3 separate regions of the Homo sapiens genome follow, and all the other regions are linked to region 3. A link is an interaction called in ENCODE POLR2A ChIA-PET data of the cell type or tissue named here. Cell type or tissue: CD4-positive, alpha-beta T cell. All regions are shown on one strand. Each heading gives the region's core, and the rest is flanking DNA. Links, peaks and the distances in the headings are about the cores only.

Region 1 (7,871 bases), core at 3,515-6,014, 150 kb before region 3:
ACCCTCAGGAAGGGCAGGGATGAGGCAGAGGGGTCAGGAATGAGGGGCCACAGTGGCAGCCAGGCCCAGAGGCATCTCCCTGCTGGAGAGGTGGGTGCCACTGGTGGCCCCAGTCAAGGAAGCCCCATCCACCCACTTATGTCCGGAAGGATCCCCTGGCCACAGAGAAGAAAAACCAGGGCACAGCCAGGGCCAGCCAGGAAGCCAGAGATTCCCCAGGCAGGAGGTGCTGGCGTGGCGAGGAGGGAATGGGTCCCAGTCGTCTTTATGTTCCGAGCTTTGACTCTGGGGCTTTGCTGACCCTGGAGCCATCACCTCTCCCAGGCCTGGCCAGCACCTAGAGTCAGGAAGCTGCTTACCTGTGAGCACACCTTCCATATTAGTCTGTTCTCATGTGCTGAGAAAGACAGGCCCGAGCCTGGGTAATTTACACAGGAAAGAGGTTTAATGGTTTAAAGAGGTCCACGTGGCTGAGGAGGCCTCACACACGGTGGAAGGCGAACGAGGAGCAAAATCCTATCTTACATGGCGGCAGGCAAGAGAGTTTGTACAGGCGAACTCCCATTCATAAAACCATCAGATCTCGTGAGACTTATTCACTACCATGAGAACAGTATGGGGGAGGCTGTCCCCATGACTCAGTATCTCCACCTGGCCCCACCCTTGACATGTGGGGATTATTACAATTCAAGGTGGGATTTGGGTGGGGACACAGACAAACCACATCACTTTCCATGTGGAAACCAAACAGGCCAGGGTGCTCTTGCCTCCCGCTCTCCACCTGCCCTGCCCACCCCAGGGCCAGGTATTGGACAGCAGGGGGCAGCTTCTACATGTGCCCTGGAGCCCATGGAACCACAGACTAATCCAGTGAGCCAACCCTAAGCCTGCTTGCCCTGTCCAGCTGAAATGCCTCCTGACGGGTTCTTCCCACATGGCCCCGTGAAGCCCTGTGTGGCCCTGTGTGGCTCTGTGTGGCCCTGTGTGGCCCTGTGTGGCTCTGTGTGGCCCTGTGTGGCTCTGTGTGGCCCTGTGTGACCCTGTGTGGCTCTGTGTGGCCCTGTGTGGCTCTGTGTGACCCCGTGTGGCTCTGTGTGACCCTGTGTGGCCCCGTGTGGCTCTGTGTGGCCCTGTGTGGCCCTGTGTGGCCCTGTGTGACCCTGTGTGGCCCTGTGTGGCCCTGTGTGACCCTGTGTGGCTCTGTGTGACCCTGTGTGGCTCTGTGTGGCCCTGTGTGACCCTGTGTGGCTCTGTGTGGCCCTGTGTGGCCCCGTGTGGCTCTGTGTGGCTCTGTGTGACCCTGTGTGGCCCTGTGTGACCCTGTGTGGCTCTGTGTGACCCTGTGTGGCTCTGTGTGGCCCTGTGTGACCCTGTGTGGCCCTGTGTGGCCCTGTGTGGCTCTGTGTGGCCCTGTGTGGCCCTGTGTGGCTCTGTGTGACCCTGTGTGGCTCTGTGTGGCCTGTGTAACCCTGTGTGGCCCTGTGTGACCCCGTGTGGCCCTGTGTGACCCCATGTGTGACCCTGTGTGACCCTGTGTGGCCCTGTGTGACCCCGTGTGGCCCTGTGTGACCCTGTGTGACCCTGTGTGACCCTGTGTGGCCCCCTATGGCCCTGTGTGGCCCTGTGTAGCTTGTGTGGCCCTGTGTGGCCTGTGTGACTCTGTGACCCCGTGTGACCCTGTGTGACCCCGTGTGACCCCATGTGGCCCTGTGTGGCCTGTGTGGCCATGCGTGGTATGCTGTCCCTCCAGTCCCCCATCTTGGGCACTGTGGGGAAGAAACTCTCTTGTCAGTGGGCATCATCTCCTGACACATTGGCCTTGCCATACCTGAATAATAATAAAACCTACATTTTCAAACAAGGTTGGGCCATGAGGAAATGTAAATGGGAGTGAGGGTGAGAGGCAGAGGCAGGGCAGTCCGAGGGCACCCAGGTCTTGGCTTGAGCAGCCACAGCATGGGCTGCCCTCCCTGGGGTGGTCCCGGGAGCAGGGGATGTAGGCTTGGGAAGGATGATGGGAGTGCAGCCACGGATGCTGTAGATTTGAAATGCCTGTTAGACCCCACTATGTACTGAACTGTGCCCCGCTTACCGCCCCCCTCCCCCACCAATTCCTACGCTGAAATTCTTACCCCTAAGGTGATGCTATTAGAAGGCAGGGACTTTGGGAGGTGATTCGGTGCCTAATCCTTCATGAATAGGATGAGTGTCCTTATAACAGAGACCCAGAGAGCTCCCGCGCCCCTTTCACCACATGAGGACACAGGGAGAAGGCGCCGTATATAAACCAGGATACAGCCTCACCAGACAGCAAATCTACCATGCCTTGAGCTTGGACTTCCAGGCTCTAGAACTGTGAGCAAAAGCGTCTGTTGTTTAAGCCACAAGCCTATGGTGGCTTCTACTTCAGCAGCCTGAGCAGACTAAGACAGACCTCCAAGCGGAAGCATGAAATCACTGCCAGACGTGTGCATCTGAGCTCAGAAGGAGGTCAGACGCGGATGCAGGCGTCACCCATGGGCAAGCAGTGTGTAAGGCACAGGCGTGGTCCAGAGCACACAGGACGAGGGTGTGCAGAGAAGAGAGGGAAGGGGCGTGGAGGGAGCCACATTCAGAGCTGGATGAGGGGGAGCCATCAGCCAAGACAAGGAGGAGAGGCCAGAGCCCAGAGGGAGGGGGAGAGACCGCAGCAGCCTCTCCACCTGAAGTCCGAGGGAGAAAGGCTTTGGCGGCGAGGCCGGCTGTGTGGGCAACATGAGCGCTCAGGTGATGGTGGCGAGGGCCCTGGACCGCCATCAGAACTCCCCAGCGCCACGAGGAGGGAGCCTTAGCTCTGCCCTCCACAGCAAGGAGAAGTAGGTGGCAAAGGGGGCATGGACAGCCAGCAGGGACCACACTTCATCGCTAACATCTGTCATGGATTTTGCCCAAATTGTACGAGATTGGATGGCTGTAGAGTTGGGGAGTGGCCCCACAAAGATGTGTCCAAGTCCTAACTTCTGGTACCTGTGAATGTGACCTTATTTGGAAACAGGGTCTTTGTAGCTGTAATTAGGAGGGGCATCTCGAGATGAGATCATCCTGGATTTAAGGTGGCGTTAAATCCCATGACTGAGGTCCTTATCCGAAAAAGAAGAGGGCAACTGTAGACACAGACACAGGAGAGCAGCCACGCGAACTCGGGTGGCGGGGCGGCGGGAGCTGGGAGAGGCCTGGGTCAGACCGTCCCTTAGAGCCCTCAAGAAACCAGCCCTGCCCACACCTTGATCTCAGACTTCTGACCTCCAGAACTGTGAGACGACATATTTCTGTTGTTTTAAGACCCCCGCTTTGTGGTAATTTGTTACGATAGCCCTAAGCAGCGAGTACACGGGCCAAGGGAAAACTCTGCCATGAGTTCCATGCAAACACGAGCAAACTACAAACTACAGAATCCCCCAACCCTGAGGCTCACTCGGGCAGACCCTGGAACCGCAGCTGTGTCCCTTGAAAGGAGCTCCATCCTGGGGAAAGAGCCATCTTCCGACCCCAGCTCAGAAGAGAAGACTCGAGTCACAGATTTTATTAAATGAGGAGGGCTTTGTGGCAACCTTTTCCGTTTTTTAAATTTCTATCTACAACTGTCATACAGTGAACAAAACCAACAAATTTAGAACCTGGAAGTTTGAGAGGTAGTGCCTGTGGTGGGACGGGCACAGGATTTCGAGGCATAAACCTGGTTTCCAACCTCAGTGCTGTTCCTGGCCTCCTCCGACACCTGGGGGTGTGTTGTGCAACCTGCAGAGATTCAACGTCCTCCTCTGAAAACTGGGATTAACACTTCCTTATGGAGTTAATAAACAAGAAGATAATTCATGTTAAAGTACCCAGGTCACCGCTGATGCTAGAATACTGACACCAGCCCTACCACAAACAGGGCCACAGTGACCAGATGGACCACATCCTTCTTATTTCAGGTACAAAGTAAACGTCTGAGCAAACATTTTCATTTGTAGCCTTTCTGGAAATCAGAAAAAGCCTAAATTGTAGGCAAGTACCCATATTGTTTCCTATTAAATAGTTCATCAGTGTGGATTTTCAACTCAATTTATATGGTAGTTTATCTTAGATGAGAACTAAAAGTGAAAGTGAAAGAGTTACAGTTGATTCCGTTTTTTAAACATTTGTGAAGTGCATTAAGATATCTGGAGAGAGAACAGGCATTTTTAAAAACATAAGTTTGGAGTTTTGCACTTTGGCTGTGTCTGTGTAAGCTGCTACTAGACAAGATCCCTGAGAATTTTTTTTTTTTTTAATGTTTTGATGACCTATCTTGGAGAATGAACAAAAGCTGGCAAATTGGGGATGGGAGGTAAACCTTGTAAGAAGAGATATACACAGGGAACTGTCCCATTTTGTAGCTTTGAGCCAGAGGTTAGAACAGCACAGAGTGGCAAACACTATGACAGAAAATCCACTGAAGGGTAAGGGGGAGCCCTAAAAAGAGAAGAGACATGAAGAGGAACCCCAAATTCTGTACATAAGCTCTATCCATGTCACGTCACTGGTTAACACCAGGATCACCAGGTGTGGAGTGACCCAAAGCAGCTTAGCCAAGGACTGAACTGAACCAAAACAGAGGCTGCCACCCAGGAGACAGAGTTCACATGTGAGTCAGACCCAACCAGACAGCACCAAAGGGAAACCACCAGCATTCACTGCGAGAACGTGCACCCCAGAGGCTCCTACGTCCTACATGAAGAACAGAGAAACGTGACCCAATCTCAAAGAACAGGACAACCAACCAACCTAAGCCCTGAGGCGCCAGTGCGGAGACAGCAGATGTGGGCTGTAAGGCGGCCATTCCAGCTATGCTTAGAGCAAAGAAAACACACTCACAATAAATAAAAAGATGGGACATATTAGCAGAGAAAAAGAAACTACTAAAAAGAACCCAGTGAGAAACTAACATTGAAAAATACAGTATCTGAAAATACAAATGTACCGGGTTGGCTTAACAGCAGAACGGCAATGACAAATGAATTAAAATGGAAGACAGATCATTTGAAATTGCTCAATATAAAGAAGAAAGAGGGAAATTTTTAAAAAAATGAACAGAATCTCAGGAACCTATGGGACAATATCAAAAGGCTTATATATCTGTAATAGGAGCTCCAGAAGAAGAAATGAGAAAAAAAAGTAGCAGAAAAAAAATCCGAAGATATAGTAGCAGGTAAGTCCCCAAGTGTAGTGAAAGATGTACATTTTCAGATTCAAGGATCTCAGAAAACCTACAAGCAGGATACACTCTAAGAAAACCACAATTAGGAAGATTAACATCAAGCTGCCAAAGACCAAAGATCAAGATAAAAAGAGAGCACAGCCAGGTAAAAATGACACATGACACACACAAGACGAAGACTTAAATCACTGCTGATTTCTCACCAGCATTTTTAGATGCCAGAAGACAGGGCAGCAAGATTTTTAAAGGGCGGAATGAAAATAAACTGTCAGCCTAGATTTCTAAAATCATTAAAATATCCTTCCATAGTGAAAGCAAAACAAAGATTTAAAAACTCAGATTTAAAAAACTATTCACGTGCAGCAGACAGGTACTGTAAGGAATGTTAAAGGAAATTCTTCAGGATGAACATATATTATACCTTATGGAAACAGGGAACTTCAGAAAGGAATAAAGAGCTTCAGAAATAGTAAATGAAGTGATTATTAATTTACTATTAATTTCTTTAAAATACATAGGGCTAAGCAAAAATTATTATATTCTCTTATAGGGTAGGTAATCAATGTAGATATAAGGCACATTAAAAGTGTGCTATGAAGAATGGGGGTAAATGGGCTGATAGAAAAAGAATGAAAAATCAAGAAAAAACTATATACTGTCTACAAAAGATCCATATTAAATATAAAGACACAAATAGGTTGATAGTAAATGTACCATGCAAAACTAAGACTAGAGTGAGTTTATTAATATCAGGAAAAAACAGACTTCAAAACGTAGTGTATTACCAGAAATAGAGATATTTCATAATGTTAAAAGGCTCAACTCATCAGAAAGACATAATTAAATATGTGTGTACCTAATAACAGAGCTTCAAATCACCAAAAGCAAAGGTAAAAAGAAAAAAGAATTAGGAGAAGTAAACCATATCGCAATATGAACAACACATCAGTAAAGACAATCAGAGAAAAATATCAGTTAAAAATAGAAGACATGACATCATTATCCACAAGCTTGAGCTAATTGACATTTATAAAACACTACACCTGACAGATGCAGAATATACGTTCTCCACAAGTTCACAAAAATTTTTAAGTACCATTTTCAGTAGCACAAAATGTTAAATATTTAATGATAAATCTGACAAAAGATGGGTAAGATTTACACATTGGAAAATACAAAACATTGTTGAGAGAAATTAAAGAAAGCCTAGATGAACTGAGAGATGTACCATGACAGGGGGTCAAAAGACTCAATATTGTCAAGATGTTATTTCTCCCAAAATTTGTGCGCGGTGCCAACATAATCTCAAAATTGCAGAATTTTTTCTGTAGTAATTGACAAACTGATTCTAAGATTCATATGGAAATCAAAAGGACCTCAAAAAACTGGAACAACTTTCAAAAAGAAAAACTAAGGTTAAGAACTAATGTCACCGGATCTTAAGACATATTATAAAACTACAGTAGTCAAGACTTGCATCCAAATGAATAAATAGGTCAATGCAATGAATAGTCAGCCCAGAAACAGAAGCACACAGATGTGGTCAATCAATTTTTCACCAAGCTGCAAAGGCAATTCAGTGGAGAAGGGATAGTCTTACAACAAATGATATGGAACAATTCTACATCTATAGGTAAAAAAATAAAAATAAAAAACTCGTATCTATACCTCATACCATGTAAAAATTAACTCACAATGGATTATAGACCTAATTATAAAATATAAACTATAAAACTTCTTGAAGAAAACAAGAGAAACTATTCATAACCTTGAATTAAGCAGAGATATTTTTAGATATAACATCAAAAGCATGATTGTTTTTTAAAAAGGTAAATTGAACATAAAAAATTAAAAACTTCTCTTTGAGAAATATTGTTAAAACAATGAAAAAGCAGCCACAGAATGGTACAAAATATTTGCAAATCACTTATCTTATAAAGAAATTGTATTCACAATATATAAAAACTCTCTAGACCCATTAATAATAAAACAAAGAAAAATACTGTAATGAGAAAAATATTTGAACACATCAGGAAGATTTGTGGATGATAAATGAGCACATGCACAGATGTTCTAGGTCATTGTTCAAAGGGAAAGCAAATTAAAATCATAACGAGACGCCACTGCATATGTATTGGAATGCCTAAAACCTAAAAGTCTTACCATACTAAGTGTAGGCAAAAATATGTAAGAACTGAAACTCTCATACACAGTCTGGGTTGGGGGATGTAAAATGGTCCAACCCCTGTGGACAAGAGTTTGAACGTTTCTTTCAAAATGTATCACCCAGCTTCCCACTGATAAGTATTTATCCAACAAAAATGAAAGCCATACATCCATACCAAGACTTGTACTCAAATGCTCACAGCATCTTTATTTGTAATAGTTCCAAACTAGAAACAACCCAAATATTTATCAACAGGAGAATGGATAAACAAATATCCATACAATGGAATACTATTCAGCAATAAAAACAAGTAAATGATTGATAAAAACAAAAAAAAAAGGTGAACCTCAAATAGTTATGCTGAGTGAAATAATTGGAACCAAAGAAGAAACTGTATGATTTTATTTGTATAAAATTTCAGAAAATGCAAACTAACTTACAGCAACAGAAAGTAGAACAGGGGTTGCCTGAGGATGAAATGTG
Region 2 (7,871 bases), core at 3,616-6,115, 130 kb after region 3:
CCGCGTCCACTCCCTCTTCTGTGGGCATCTGCATCCACTCGTCTCTCCTGTGGGCGTCCGTGTCCACTCCCCCTCTCCTGTGGGCATCTGCGTCCACTCCCTCTCTCCTGTGGGCATCCGTGTCCACTCCCCCTCTCCTGTGGGCATCCATGTCCACTCCCTCTCCTGTGGGCATCTGCGTCCACTCCCTCTCCTGTGGGCATCTGCGTCTGCTCCCTCTCTCCTGTGGGCGTCCGTGTCCACTCCCCCCTCCTGTGGGCGTCCGCGTCCACTCCCTCTCCTGTGGGCATCTGCGTCCGCTCCCTCTCTCCTGTGGGCGTCCGTGTCCACTCCCCCCTCCTGTGGGCGTCCGCATCCACTCCCTCTCCTGTGGGCATCTGCGTCTGCTCCCTCTCTCCTGTGGGCGTCCATGTCCACTCCCTCTCCTGTGGGCATCTGCGTCCACTCCCTCTCCTGTGGGCATCCGCGTCCACTCCCTCTCCTGTGGGCATCTGCATCCACTCCATCTCCTGTGGGCATCCACGTCCACTCCCTCTCCTGTGTGCATCTGCATCCACTCCACTCCCCCTCTCCTGTGGGCATCCGCGTCCACTCCCTCTCCTGTGGGCATCTGCATCCACTCCCTCTCTCCTGTGGGCGTCCGTGTCCACTCCCCCTCTCCTGTGGGCATTTACATCCACTCCATTCCCTCTCTCCTGTGGGCGTCTGTGTCCACTCCCCCTCTCCTGTGGGCATTTACATCCACTCCACTCCCTCTCTCCTGTGGGCATCCGCGTCCACTCCCCCTCTCTGTGGGCATCTGCGTCCACCTCCCCTCTCTGTGGGCATTTGCGTCCACTCCCTCTCCTGGTTCCTTCCTGTCTTGGCCGAGCCTCGGGGGCAGGCAGATGACACAGAGTCTTGACTCGCCCAGGGTGGTTCGCAGCTGCCGGGTGAGGGCCAGGCCGGATTTCACTGGGAAGAGGGATAGTTTCTTGTCAAAATGTTCCTCTTTCTTGTTCCATCTGAATGGATGATAAAGCAAAAAGTAAAAACTTAAAATCCCAGAGAGGTTTCTACCGTTTCTCACTCTTTCTTGGCGACTCTAGGTGAACAGCCTCCAGACGGTGTGCACCAACATCTACAAGATCCTCCTGCTGCAGGCGTACAGGTGAGCCGCCACCAAGGGGTGCAGGCCCAGCCTCCAGGGACCCTCCGCGCTCTGCTCACCTCTGACCCGGGGCTTCACCTTGGAACTCCTGGGTTTTAGGGGCAAGGAATGTCTTACGTTTTCAGTGGTGCTGCTGCCTGTGCACAGTTCTGTTCGCGTGGCTCTGTGCAAAGCACCTGTTCTCCATCTCTGGGTAGTGGTAGGAGCCGGTGTGGCCCCAGGTGTCCCCACTGTGCCTGTGCACTGGCCGTGGGACGTCATGGAGGCCATCCCAGGGCAGCAGGGGCATGGGGTAAAGAGATGTTTATGGGGAGTCTTAGCAGAGGAGGCTGGGAAGGTGTCTGAACAGTAGATGGGAGATCAGATGCCCGGAGGATTTGGGGTCTCAGCAAAGAGGGCCGAGGTGGGTGCAGGTGAGGGTCGCTGGCCCCACCCCCGGGAAGGTGCAGCAGAGCTGTGGCTCCCCACACAGCCCGGCCAGCACCTGTGCTCTGGGCATGGCTGTGCTCCTGGAACGTTCCCTGTCCTGGCTGGTCAGGGGGTGCCCCTGCCAAGAATCGACAACTTTATCACAGAGGGAAGGGCCAATCTGTGGAGGCCACAGGGCCAGCTTCTGCCTGGAGTCAGGGCAGGTGGTGGCACAAGCCTCGGGGCTGTACCAAAGGGCAGTCGGGCACCACAGGCCCGGGCCTCCACCTCAACAGGCCTCCCGAGCCACTGGGAGCTGAATGCCAGGAGGCCGAAGCCCTCGCCCCATGAGGGCTGAGAAGGAGTGTGAGCATTTGTGTTACCCAGGGCCGAGGCTGCGCGAATTACCGTGCACACTTGATGTGAAATGAGGTCGTCGTCTATCGTGGAAACCCAGCAAGGGCTCACGGGAGAGTTTTCCATTACAAGGTCGTACCATGAAAATGGTTTTTAACCCGAGTGCTTGCGCCTTCATGCTCTGGCAGGGAGGGCAGAGCCACAGCTGCATGTTACCGCCTTTGCACCAGCTCCAGAGGCTTGGGACCAGGCTGTCTCAGTTCCAGGGTGCGTCCGGCTCAGACCGCCCTCCTCTCTGCCTTCTCTCTCTGCCTCAAATCTTCCCTCGTTTGCATCTCCCTGACGCGTGCCTGGGCCCTCGTGCAAGCTGCTTGACTCCTTTCCGGAAACCCTTGGGGTGTGCTGGATACAGGTGCCACTGAGGACTGGAGGTGTCTGACACTGTGGTTGACCCCAGGGTCCAGCTGGCGTGCTTGGGGCCTCCTTGGGCCATGATGAGGTCAGAGGAGTTTTCCCAGGTGAAAACTCCTGGGAAACTCCCAGGGCCATGTGACCTGCCACCTGCTCCTCCCATATTCAGCTCAGTCTTGTCCTCATTTCCCCACCAGGGTCTCTAGCTCCGAGGAGCTCCCGTAGAGGGCCTGGGCTCAGGGCAGGGCGGCTGAGTTTCCCCACCCATGTGGGGACCCTTGGGTAGTCGCTTGATTGGGTAGCCCTGAGGAGGCCGAGATGCGATGGGCCACGGGCCGTTTCCAAACACAGAGTCAGGCACGTGGAAGGCCCAGGAATCCCCTTCCCTCGAGGCAGGAGTGGGAGAACGGAGAGCTGGGCCCCGATTTCACGGCAGCCAGGCTGCAGTGGGCGAGGCTGTGGTGGTCCACGTGGCGCTGGGGGCGGGGTCTGATTCAAATCCGCTGGGGCTCGGCCTTCCTGGCCCGTGCTGGCCGCGCCTCCACACGGGCTTGGGGTGGACGCCCCGACCTCTAGCAGGTGGCTATTTCTCCCTTTGGAAGAGAGCCCCTCACCCATGCTAGGTGTTTCCCTCCTGGGTCAGGAGCGTGGCCGTGTGGCAACCCCGGGACCTTAGGCTTATTTATTTGTTTAAAAACATTCTGGGCCTGGCTTCCGTTGTTGCTAAATGGGGAAAAGACATCCCACCTCAGCAGAGTTACTGAGAGGCTGAAACCGGGGTGCTGGCTTGACTGGTGTGATCTCAGGTCATTCCAGAAGTGGCTCAGGAAGTCAGTGAGACCAGGTACATGGGGGGCTCAGGCAGTGGGTGAGATGAGGTACACGGGGGGCTCAGGCAGTGGGTGAGGCCAGGTACATGGGGGGCTCAGGCACTGGGTGAGATGAGGTACACGGGGGGCTCAGGCAGAGGGTCAGACCAGGTACACGGGGGCTCTGATCACACGCACATATGAGCACATGTGCACATGTGCTGTTTCATGGTAGCCAGGTCTGTGCACACCTGCCCCAAAGTCCCAGGAAGCTGAGAGGCCAAAGATGGAGGCTGACAGGGCTGGCGCGGTGGCTCACACCTGTAGTCCCAGCACTTTGGGAGGCCGAGGCGAGAGGATCCCTTGAGCCCAGGAGTTTAAGACCAGCCTGAGCAACATAGTAGAACCCCATCTCTATGAAAAATAAAAACAAAAATTAGCTGAGCATGGTGGTGTGCGCCTGTAGTTCCAATACTTGGGAGGCTGAAGTGGGAGGATCACTTGAGCCCAGGAGGTGGAAGCTGCAGTGAGCTGAGATTGCACCACTGTACTGCAGCCTGGGTGACAGAGTGAGAGCCCATCTCAACAACAACAAAGAAGACTGACAAATGCAGTTTCTTGGAAAGAAACATTTAGTAGGAACTTAACCTACACACAGAAGCCAAGTCGGTGTCTCGGTGTCAGTGAGATGAGATGATGGGTCCTCACACCATCACCCCAGACCCAGGGTTTATGCACCACAGGGGCGGGTGGCTCAGAAGGGATGCGCAGGACGTTGATATACGATGACATCAAGGTTGTCTGACGAAGGGCAGGATTCATGATAAGTACCTGCTGGTACACAAGGAACAATGGATAAACTGGAAACCTTAGAGGCCTTCCCGGAACAGGGGCTAATCAGAAGCCAGCATGGGGGGCTGGCATCCAGGATGGAGCTGCTTCAGCCTCCACATGCGTGTTCATACAGATGGTGCACAGAAACGCAGTGTACCTGTGCACACACAGACACGCAGCTACTCGCACACACAAGCACACACACAGACATGCATGCATGCATCCGTGTGTGTGCACCTGTGCCCATGAGGAAACCCATGCATGTGCATTCATGCACGCACACAGGCACCGGTGGGCCCATGCCCACACCCACGAGCACCGTCTGATTAGGAGGCCTTTCCTCTGACGCTGTCCGCCATCCTCTCAGGTTTCACGCATGTGTGCTGCAGCTCCCATTTCATCAGCAAGTTTGGAAGAACCCCACATTTTTCCTGCGCGTCATCTCTGACACGGCCTCCCTCTGCTACTCCATCCTGAAAGCCAAGAACGCAGGTATGTGCAGGTGCCTGGCCTCAGTGGCAGCAGTGCCTGCCTGCTGGTGTTAGTGTGTCAGGAGACTGAGTGAATCTGGGCTTAGGAAGTTCTTACCCCTTTTCGCATCAGGAAGTGGTTTAACCCAACCACTGTCAGGCTCGTCTGCCCGCCCTCTCGTGGGGTGAGCAGAGCACCTGATGGAAGGGACAGGAGCTGTCTGGGAGCTGCCATCCTTCCCACCTTGCTCTGCCTGGGGAAGCGCTGGGGGGCCTGGTCTCTCCTGTTTGCCCCATGGTGGGATTTGGGGGGCCTGGCCTCTCCTGTTTGCCCTGTGGTGGGATTGGGCTGTCTCCCGTCCATGGCACTTAGGGCCCTTGTGCAAACCCAGGCCAAGGGCTTAGGAGGAGGCCAGGCCCAGGCTACCCCACCCCTCTCAGGAGCAGAGGCCGCGTATCACCACGACAGAGCCCCGCGCCGTCCTCTGCTTCCCAGTCACCGTCCTCTGCCCCTGGACACTTTGTCCAGCATCAGGGAGGTTTCTGATCCGTCTGAAATTCAAGCCATGTCGAACCTGCGGTCCTGAGCTTAACAGCTTCTACTTTCTGTTCTTTCTGTGTTGTGGAAATTTCACCTGGAGAAGCCGAAGAAAACATTTCTGTCGTGACTCCTGCGGTGCTTGGGTCGGGACAGCCAGAGATGGAGCCACCCCGCAGACCGTCGGGTGTGGGCAGCTTTCCGGTGTCTCCTGGGAGGGGAGCTGGGCTGGGCCTGTGACTCCTCAGCCTCTGTTTTCCCCCAGGGATGTCGCTGGGGGCCAAGGGCGCCGCCGGCCCTCTGCCCTCCGAGGCCGTGCAGTGGCTGTGCCACCAAGCATTCCTGCTCAAGCTGACTCGACACCGTGTCACCTACGTGCCACTCCTGGGGTCACTCAGGACAGGCAAGTGTGGGTGGAGGCCAGTGCGGGCCCCACCTGCCCAGGGGTCATCCTTGAACGCCCTGTGTGGGGCGAGCAGCCTCAGATGCTGCTGAAGTGCAGACGCCCCCGGGCCTGACCCTGGGGGCCTGGAGCCACGCTGGCAGCCCTATGTGATTAAACGCTGGTGTCCCCAGGCCACGGAGCCTGGCAGGGTCCACAACTTCTTGAACCCCTGCTTCCCATCTCAGGGGCGATGGCTCCCCACGCTTGGGAGCCTTCTGACCCCTGACCTGTGTCCTCTCACAGCCTCTTCCCTGGCTGCTGCCCTGAGCTCCTGGGGTCCTGAGCAAGTTCTCTCCCCGCCCCGCCGCTCCAGCGTCACTGGGCTGCCTGTCTGCTCGCCCCGGTGGAGGGGTGTCTGTCCCTTCACTGAGGTTCCCACCAGCCAGGGCCACGAGGTGCAGGCCCTGCCTGCCCGGCCACCCACACGTCCTAGGAGGGTTGGAGGATGCCACCTCTGGCCTCTTCTGGAACGGAGTCTGATTTTGGCCCCGCAGCCCAGACGCAGCTGAGTCGGAAGCTCCCGGGGACGACGCTGACTGCCCTGGAGGCCGCAGCCAACCCGGCACTGCCCTCAGACTTCAAGACCATCCTGGACTGATGGCCACCCGCCCACAGCCAGGCCGAGAGCAGACACCAGCAGCCCTGTCACGCCGGGCTCTACGTCCCAGGGAGGGAGGGGCGGCCCACACCCAGGCCCGCACCGCTGGGAGTCTGAGGCCTGAGTGAGTGTTTGGCCGAGGCCTGCATGTCCGGCTGAAGGCTGAGTGTCCGGCTGAGGCCTGAGCGAGTGTCCAGCCAAGGGCTGAGTGTCCAGCACACCTGCCGTCTTCACTTCCCCACAGGCTGGCGCTCGGCTCCACCCCAGGGCCAGCTTTTCCTCACCAGGAGCCCGGCTTCCACTCCCCACATAGGAATAGTCCATCCCCAGATTCGCCATTGTTCACCCCTCGCCCTGCCCTCCTTTGCCTTCCACCCCCACCATCCAGGTGGAGACCCTGAGAAGGACCCTGGGAGCTCTGGGAATTTGGAGTGACCAAAGGTGTGCCCTGTACACAGGCGAGGACCCTGCACCTGGATGGGGGTCCCTGTGGGTCAAATTGGGGGGAGGTGCTGTGGGAGTAAAATACTGAATATATGAGTTTTTCAGTTTTGAAAAAAATCTCATGTTTGAATCCTAATGTGCACTGCATAGACACCACTGTATGCAATTACAGAAGCCTGTGAGTGAACGGGGTGGTGGTCAGTGCGGGCCCATGGCCTGGCTGTGCATTTACGGAAGTCTATGAGTGAATGGGGTTGTGGTCAGTGCGGGCCCATGGCCTGGCTGGGCCTGGGAGGTTTCTGATGCTGTGAGGCAGGAGGGGAAGGAGGGTAGGGGATAGACAGTGGGAGCCCCCACCCTGGAAGACATAACAGTAAGTCCAGGCCCGAAGGGCAGCAGGGATGCTGGGGGCCCAGCTTGGGCGGCGGGGATGATGGAGGGCCTGGCCAGGGTGGCAGGGATGATGGGGGCCCCAGCTGGGGTGGCAGGGGTGATGGGGGGGGCTGGTCTGGGTGGCGGGGAAGATGGGGAAGCCTGGCTGGGCCCCCTCCTCCCCTGCCTCCCACCTGCAGCCGTGGATCCGGATGTGCTTCCCTGGTGCACATCCTCTGGGCCATCAGCTTTCATGGAGGTGGGGGGCAGGGGCATGACACCATCCTGTATAAAATCCAGGATTCCTCCTCCTGAACGCCCCAACTCAGGTTGAAAGTCACATTCCGCCTCTGGCCATTCTCTTAAGAGTAGACCAGGATTCTGATCTCTGAAGGGTGGGTAGGGTGGGGCAGTGGAGGGTGTGGACACAGGAGGCTTCAGGGTGGGGCTGGTGATGCTCTCTCATCCTCTTATCATCTCCCAGTCTCATCTCTCATCCTCTTATCATCTCCCAGTCTCATCTGTCTTCCTCTTATCTCCCAGTCTCATCTGTCATCCTCTTACCATCTCCCAGTCTCATCTCTTATCCTCTTATCTCCTAGTCTCATCCAGACTTACCTCCCAGGGCGGGTGCCAGGCTCGCAGTGGAGCTGGACATACGTCCTTCCTCAGGCAGAAGGAACTGGAAGGATTGCAGAGAACAGGAGGGGCGGCTCAGAGGGACGCAGTCTTGGGGTGAAGAAACAGCCCCTCCTCAGAAGTTGGCTTGGGCCACACGAAACCGAGGGCCCTGCGTGAGTGGCTCCAGAGCCTTCCAGCAGGTCCCTGGTGGGGCCTTATGGTATGGCCGGGTCCTACTGAGTGCACCTTGGACAGGGCTTCTGGTTTGAGTGCAGCCCGGACGTGCCTGGTGTCGGGGTGGGGGCTTATGGCCACTGGATATGGCGTCATTTATTGCTGCTGCTTCAGAGAATGTCTGAGTGACCGAGCCTAATGTGTTTATGGTGGGCCCAAGTCCACAGACTGTGTCGTAAA
Region 3 (7,871 bases), core at 2,224-4,723:
ACATCAAGAGATGCACCTGCAAACCAAGACTCACAGAGGGCTGCCAGCCATCACCAGGGGCTGGAGACACACACATGGAACAGATGCTGCCCCAGAGCCTCCAGCAGGAACCAACCCTGGCAACACTGTGACTTCAAACTTCTGGCCTCCAGAGCGGTGAGACCATAAACTTCTGTTGTTTCAAGTGCCCCGTTTGTGGTGGGCGTCCCCAGGGCATTAGAGAAAGCAGGTCCATCCTGCCTGGGCCTTTGGGTACCTGAGACATTCCCGGCCCTTGGGATGCCTTCCCAGGCTTCACTCTCCTTCCCATCCTGTACTTCCTCTTGTTCCCTCATCTGGAACTACCTTCTTTCTGTTCTCACCATGAACTTTCCAACCTTAACCCACTAGCTCCTATGCCATGTCAGCTTCCCATAGACATCACCACTGAAAGTCTGTTCCCACTCCAGCTTCTGGGTTCTGGCCCTTGGCCAGTGTTCCTTGAAACCCCCATTCTCCCCAGGTCTTCCCTAGCAGGTGTTCTGTTGAAGGCAGATGGCCCATTGTCTCTTGTCCCAGCAGGAACTGAGTTAGTCTCACTCGCTTCTGCCAGTGTTTTGAACAGGCCTGGTACATGGAAGGCAGTGGCATTTAATATGTTTACAGATGGATGAATGAATGGGTGGGTGAAGGGGCGGGTGGATGGATAAATGGGTGGATAGATAAGGGATGAATGGATAGATGGAAGGCTGGATGGATGGACAGAAGAAGGGAGGGATGGATGAAAGGAGAGAGAGAAAAGGGTGAGAGAGAGAGAAAGGGATAAATAGATTGATGAATGCACAGGTGGGTTAATGGATGAGTGGTGGATGGTTGGATGAATAAATGGATGAGTGGATAGTTGGATAGATGGATGAGTAAATGAATGGATGTATTGATGGACAAAAGAAAGAAGAAAGGGAGATAGGGAGGGAGGGTGAGAGGGAAAGGGGGTGTGTAGATGGCTGGGTGGATGGATGGTTGATTACGGTTGGGTGGATGGATATATGGATAGTTAGATGGATGGGCAGGCAGATGATGGCTGGATGAATAGATGCATGGATGGGTGGATAGATGAATGGGTAGGTGAGTGGATGGGTTGATGATGGATGGATGGATAGACGGGTGGGTGGGTATGTGATGGATGGATGAATGAATAGGTGGTGTGTGGGTGGATGGGTTGATGTGGGGAGTGAGTAGGTTATGGATGGATGGATGGATGGACAAGTGGATTTGTGGATGGATGAATGGATGGATGGATGGATGGGTAGATGGGTGAATGGATGTGTGGGTAGGTTATGGACGGTTGGAGGGATGGATAGATAGATGGATGAACGGATGAATGGATGGATAGATGGATGCATGGATGGATGGATGCTTGGGTGGATGGACAGATGGATGTGTGGATGGATGGATGCATGGAAGCATGGGTGGATGGATAGATGGATGGAGGAATGGATGAGTGGATGGGTAGGTGGAGGGATAGATAGATGTGCAGATGGATGGGTGGAAGGTCCTGGATGACATGTACAAGTCTGCCATTCTGGTCCAATCTCAAATTCCCCTACAGGGCTGACTGTGTGGATGCTGTATTTAGTACTTGCTCTCCAAGGAGGGTTGGGCTGTTTAATACAAATGAAATGTTAATTTCAAAATGTCTGAAGAAGTCTTTTCTTCTGACACTGTTTGTGCAGAACCCAAGCTCCCTGGGAGGGATGAGCCCGCAGAGCCCGCTTTGGTGCTGGACTCCCTGGGAGGGATAAGCCCTCAGAGCCCGCTTTGGTGCTGGATGGGAGGCTCACCCCTCCGCACCCTGCCCTTTACCATGGGATTTGTGCTGTTCGTCAAGTGACCTTTAGACACATGGCCTGGGTTTTTGAAGCCTGAAAAAACTATACAATTTTTCCTTTGAGAGAAGCATTTTAATAAAGGTTCGGCAACAGCGAAATACGTGGCTGAAAGGGTAAACGGATTCCTCTATGTTTGGCTTTTTTTGGTTTTCACTCCACAATCCTCCTTTAATCTCTGTAGATTCATTTGACTGGCCCAAAGGTCACAGCCTCTACCTGTTTCCTGAAGTCTGACAACAGAAAAAAAGCCACCTTTTTTGAAACACAATTCATCAGCAAATCCTACATTCCCTGGCGCCTCGCCTGCTCTCCTTCTCCTGAGGATGCACCAGATCACAAACACAGCTGGCCCTGGCGCCACAGCCAGGACCCATGATTCAGCAGGACAGAGCCAAGGATACTCATGCCCTACTGACAGATGGGTGTCCCACAAACCAACTGCCACTGTGCCGGTGCCTGACTTGGGGAGCTGGGGGAAAGCAGAAATGGAACCGACGGTCACACCCTGGCCTCCTCCTCCCCTCACCCCAGCCTGTCACTTAAGTGAACCAGGGCCATGGGGAGCTAGGTGTGGCCTGACCTGCAGCCCCCAGCTGCTCTCTGCAGCCAAGAGTGAGAACCGCGGCACCAGCCATGACCCACAGCTGTCAGCATCCCCACAGAGGATGGGAACCTCCGAGAACCACCCTCCTGGCAGAGAGGGCCAAGGGCGGTTCTGTGAGACCTGTGTCTCAGGTGTGTGTGTGAGAGAGAGGCAGGCAGACAGACAGACAGAAGGGCAAGGGCGGTTCTGTGAGACCTGTGTCTCAGATGTGTGTGGGAGAGAGGCAGGCAGACATTCAGACAGGGAGAGGAGGAGAGAGACAGAAAGAGACTCAGCAAAGCAGAGAGAACTTAGATCAGGGTCAAAGACTTCTGACGGCCCTCCCCTAGTCAGGGTGGTCGGCCATCCCGGTCTGCCCCGGACTGAGGGGTTTCCTGGATTCAGGATTTCTGGGGACCAGTGGTCGCCCCTGTCCTTAGTACTGGCCAGCCCTGCTCTGCTGAGTTGGGGAGAGCAGCCCCAGGCAAGGAGGTCTGAGGAAGGGGTATGGAGCGCGAGATGGGGGTGGCAGAGGGGAGATCACAGGAGAGCAGGTGGGGCAGGCTCAGACCAGCTCCCCATGTGTCGGGGTGCAGGAGGGGCAGCAGTGGCCGTGCACAGCGGGAGGGCGGTGTTTGGGGTGGACTGAAGGTGCCGAGCTCCAGCCCCGCTGTGTGGGACGCACTCAGCCTTTAAGGTGCTGCACCTGCACTTGCGCAGCAAGGAGCGAGCGTCACAGAAGCCAGTGCAGCCGGCCAGGGAGGACAGGGCAGAAAGCCACGAGGACAGGACCTGCGGGCAGCTGGCGGAGCCAGGCCAGACCAGACGCTGCCGGCTTTGAAGAGCGGCTCGGCCGCGGCCACGCGCGCCCGGCGTCAACGGGGCGTCTGACGTTTTCCTTTGTTTTCTTTTGTTCGAGAAGCCGGAAGTTTAGACTTTTACATTTGGGTAAAACGCTCCAGTGTTTGGGTGTCGGTGGCTGCGTCGCTGCGTCAGTCAGTCACTCGGTGGCAACAGCAGCAGCAGAGGCGCCCACCTGGCTGAGCAGAGAGACACGGTACTCACGGCGGGTGTGGGGGGCACAAGGCGCTCACAGAGGCCCCAGAGAACCGGCTCAGAGGCCAGCAGGGCAGAAGGGGGAGTCAGCCGGGTGAGCAGCTCTGCGCCCCGCCGGCCCCCACACCGACCACAGCAGAGGAGACCGGCGGCCTCACTCCCCGCGCCGGCCCCAGAGCCCCGCCCGTGCAGGTGCAGTAGGGCCCGGGGCACAGGCGCGGGGGAGCCGGCAGGGATGGCTGCGCCCAGCCAACGGCAGCAGGACCACGAACACCCCACTGCACCCCGTTCCATGAGGGCAGCTTCCTGTGAGCCAGACACGGCCCTGTCCAAGGGATCCTACCGCCCCGGCCCAGGCCACGCCCCAAGGAACGCCCTGTGGGTGGTGCTGAGCGGCACAGTCCCCAGGCCCCGCGGCCGGCCCTGCATTCGCTCTCTCGTGCCTTCCCTGGGGGAAACGCCCAGCCTGGCAGCACAGAACCTTTAGTTACACAGGCCTGAGTTTGAGGTCCGGGGAATGGGAAAGTGAAACGTGATCGCTGAACCTGCGTCTCCCATGTTCACACTATGTCCAGCAGTGAAAGTCCATCGAGCCTCCGACCCAAGCAACAGGCATTCTTCTACCCTTCCCCTGGCTGGCCTCCCTTCCCACCTCACAACGCTCACATGAATAAAGCGTGTCCCTCATGCCACTAGAAGAGCTCAGCCTGGGCCACAGCCCCCTCTTGGTGGCCCTGGAGAGGCCTCCTCTCCAAGAACACCAGCCCACCATGGTCCTCTGAGGACGCAGGGCCAGACACCAAGCGGGCAGGTGGCACGGAAAGAAAATATCGCAAGCTCTGTTCGCCTAAAAATATCGCTCTTCTAAGGTGAATGCAGAAGAATTTTCATGTATATGACTGACCTTCACAAATCCAGCCAGCATTAGCCCATCAAGCACTGAACACATTTATCTAGAATTTAAACAATTTTACTTATTCTGCAAGCTGAGATCCTCTTTACTTAAAACTGTTTGTCATATAGATGAAGGGACCCGTCAGACAGAACATTTTATTTGGTTAAAAATTGGATGGCATACATATTTACACAGTATTAGTGGGACAGAAATGACCGTTTTGAAGTATGCCCTCAGCCATGGCTGCTGGCCATGGGCTCCAGCCGGCCACGCCCTGCAGGTCCCCATCGTTAAGCTCATCCTGGTTCAGAATCAAAGGTTAATATTTAAGTGGCTTTTCAATTTGTGTATTCAAAGATAGTATTATGACCTGTAAGCTACAGAAACATTCTCATATCCTTTAAGCCTTGTTCACACAGAGAAACTGTATCTAAAATTCTAAAAAGTTCTATTAATCACAATGGTAATTTTTAAAGCTTAGAAAGAAGAGGAAAAGACATCACCTGTAGGTCTGTTACCCAGAAACGGCCAACACCCCACCGGTGCCCTGAGTTCATCCCGTGCCCATGCCGAGGCCTGGTTTGCTCCGGGTCCTGTCGCCAGGACACTGGACACTGCAGCTGGGCAGCTGCAGACCCTCCCTGTACTTTCTCCACCCAGGGTCGGGCATCGGGGTTGTGGAGGGACAGGCAGATGGGAGAGGGCAGGGGTGAGACTCAGGGCTGGGCCCTGGGTTAGAATCTCTGGCTCCCTCACTTTTTGGCAAGGGTCCAGGCACCTGTGCCTCAGTTTACTCATCTGTGCAGAGAGCAGTCATCGCGCCCAGCACAGAAGGCTGTTGAAAGGATTGGACAAGTTAAATGATGGAAATGGCTCAGATGTTTATGCACCAGTGCCACAGATGTCCCAGATCCATGTAACTATCAGTCTAATGCTACCGTTACCACTCTTAAAAGTATTTCAGATAATGAAATAAAACAGACTTTCCAGATTCTGACATGATGTAAAAAGGCATCCGTAGGGATCACTGACCTGAGGTTTCTGGAGATGAGCCTGGCCCTGCCATGACACAGGTGGGGTCATGATGCAGAGGACAGCCACCTGCAGCTGCCACCACCTGACAGGATACAGGACAGTCACCCCCACCTGTCACCACCACGGAGGACAGAGGGGACAGCCACCCCCACCTGTCACCACTTGAGAGGACACAGGACAGCCACCCCCACCTGTCACCACCTGACAGGACACAGAGGGCTTCTGGGAACCACTTGTGTTGTCTGTGTGTCCAAAGGGCGTGAAAGGACAGCCCAGTGACTGTTGCCTGCACAGAAATGATGCCCTTGAGACCGGAGGCCCAGGACACCTGCCCCTGATGGGCTCAGCGCTGATGGGCTCAGCGCTGATGGGCTCAGCGCTGGGCTTGAGAGCAGGAGTGTGTCCTGCTTCTGCATGTGTGTTCTGAGCAGAGTCCCTTTCCTGCGTGGCTGCCAGGACACTCAAAGCCACTGCTGAGCTCAGGTTCAGTGATGGAGTGGAGCTGTCGTTTCCTCCTGTGTGGTAGCCATACTCCCAAGGCCCCCCACCTCCTGTTGGTGACACCCTTGTTTGGTGTCCCGGCGATAACCATATTCTAACCCACAGAACACAGCAAAGTGGAGTGGAGGAATGTGATTGTGTTACACAGGATTGCAATGCCCATTTCTTTGGAACCTGGCCCTCCCCTGTGGCTTTGAGGAAGCACATGGCTGGGCCGGGGAGCCCCAGGTGACACGAACAGCAGGTGGCCTCTGGAAGCTCACGCAGCCTCTGACCAGCAAGGAAGTGAAGTCCCGAGTCCACAGCAGCAGGGCCCGGGATCCTGCCAATATCCCAAGGAGCAGAACCCAGGTGGACCCTGGCCCACGGGAGCCTTGAGTGAGACGGTAGCGGTCTGACGTCCGCGCTGCACTGGTGAGGCCTGAGCAGGGGACCCCGGAAACCCGGAGGGAGATGTGGACTCTGTTCAGCCGTTTGGCTCATGGCTGGCATTGCCATACGCGGGAGGCACTCGCTTCTCTGCCATTTTTATTTTGTATTTTCTTGTTAGCAGCCCTGGGAGGGGCCTGGCACAAAATATGCCTCAAACACTGTGGAGAGAATGAAGGAGGGTGAGCAGGGGGTTGGGGGGGGGTGCTCAGGAACCCCTGGGGAAATGAGGTGTGGTATGTAAAAGCAAACATTTATTATTTGTAATAAAAACATTCACTGTTTTCTGTGTGTGTTTATTTGTTTGTTTTGAGACAGAGTCTCACCCCATCGCCCAGGCTACAGTGCAATGTCGCCATCTTGGCTCACTACAACCTCCTGGGATCAAGCGATTCTCCTGCCTCAGCCTCCCGAGTAGCTGGGATTACAGGCGCCCGCCACCACACCCAGCTAATTTTTGTATTTTTATTTGTTTTTCTTTTTTGTTTTTGAGATGGAGTCTCACTCTGTTGCCCAAGCTGGAGTGCAGTGGCGCCATCTTGGCTCACCGCAACCTCCACCTCCCAGGTTCAAGCAATTCTTCTGCCTCAGCCTCCCGAGTAGCTTTGTATTTTTAATAGAGAGAGGGTTTCACCATGTTGGCCCGGCTGGTCTCAAACTCCTGACCTCAAGTGATCTGCCCGCCTCAGCCTCCCAAAGTGCTGGGATTACAGGTGAGCCACTGCGCCCAGCCAAGACTCACTATGACATGGAACTTCTTCCATTTGTTTTCGCGTTTTGGGCTCTGAAATACTTACTGGTAGTGCGTGATCACCGCAGTGCCTTCCCTAAACGGGGAGCCGTGCCCACGACACAGGTCCCCCAACACACCAATGTGCCCCCACCCCTCCAGCCTCAACAGGCTTTCCCAGGCCTCTGCATGACCGGGGTGCTGGAGGTACATCCTGGGAGGTCCTTACCCAGGGACTGAGGTGTGAACGCATGAAAACGCAGCCTCCCTGCCTTGCACGGGCAGCTCAGAGCCATAACTCGTCCCCCAGAGCACCTCTCGGCCCGTCGCCACCCACGGGGCACTTCCTGAGAGCAGAGCCTGCTCTGCCACCTCCCTCTGAGGCCTCCCTGCTACTGTCGGAGACCACCACCCTCCCAGGCCTCCCTGCTACTGTCGGAGACCACCACCCTCCCAGGCCTCCCTGCTACTGTCGGAGACCACCACCCTCCCAGGCCTCCCTGCTACTCTCGGAGACCACCATCCTCCCAGGCCTCCCGGCTACTCTTGGAGACCACCTCCCTCCGAGGCCTCCCTTCTACTCTCAGAGACCGCTTCCCTCATTAGCTCTGCGGAAGCAAGCCCTCTTCCCGGGACCACGGTGGCTGCAGTACGGGTAAGTGGGTGCCGCACTGGCTTTTTCTGGAACCACACGATCAAGAGGGTTTGGCTACCGAAATGCCTAGAAAGCTTCAGGACCAGGCGCTCTCCTGAAAAGCTATTTGGTCAAGTGAG

What was found. ChIA-PET counts read pairs that join two places held together with the same protein. Peaks named below come from ENCODE experiments on the same cell type or tissue, not always from the same donor. Only the 100,000 strongest peaks of a DNase experiment are listed, where the experiment ranks them.
Region 1: POLR2A ChIA-PET joins it to region 3 with 16 read pairs; 7 of 35 experiments call an interaction of 5 or more read pairs at or near these places.
Region 2: POLR2A ChIA-PET joins it to region 3 with 13 read pairs; 4 of 35 experiments call an interaction of 5 or more read pairs at or near these places.

The regions. Positions count from the first base shown.
Region 1 is chr5:1,533,316-1,541,186 of GRCh38, reverse strand. No RefSeq gene overlaps it. Among named protein-coding and RNA genes, the nearest start is that of LPCAT1, 13 kb to the right of the region's middle. RefSeq lists a silencer at 4,733-4,870. In CD4-positive, alpha-beta T cell, for the core only: no CTCF peak of the experiment used is centred there; DNase peaks (open chromatin) are centred at 4,696 and 5,346; H3K4me3 peaks cover 1,285 bases; H3K27ac peaks cover 1,998 bases.
Region 2 is chr5:1,251,877-1,259,747 of GRCh38, reverse strand. TERT (telomerase reverse transcriptase) reads left to right here. Exons shown (of 16, transcript NM_198253.3): 13 at 1,089-1,150; 14 at 4,337-4,461; 15 at 5,243-5,380; 16 at 5,917-6,581. The coding sequence ends at 6,020. Among named protein-coding and RNA genes, the nearest start is that of SLC6A18, 30 kb to the right of the region's middle. RefSeq lists a promoter at 6,762-7,420. In CD4-positive, alpha-beta T cell, for the core only: a CTCF peak has its summit at 4,589 (motif pointing left); a DNase peak (open chromatin) is centred at 4,577; H3K4me3 peaks cover 817 bases.
Region 3 is chr5:1,381,940-1,389,810 of GRCh38, reverse strand. No RefSeq gene overlaps it. Among named protein-coding and RNA genes, the nearest start is that of LINC01511, 5.8 kb to the right of the region's middle. RefSeq lists enhancers at 3,118-3,686, 3,743-4,037. In CD4-positive, alpha-beta T cell, for the core only: no CTCF peak of the experiment used is centred there; DNase peaks (open chromatin) are centred at 2,630, 3,400 and 3,870; H3K4me3 peaks cover 1,760 bases; H3K27ac peaks cover 2,061 bases.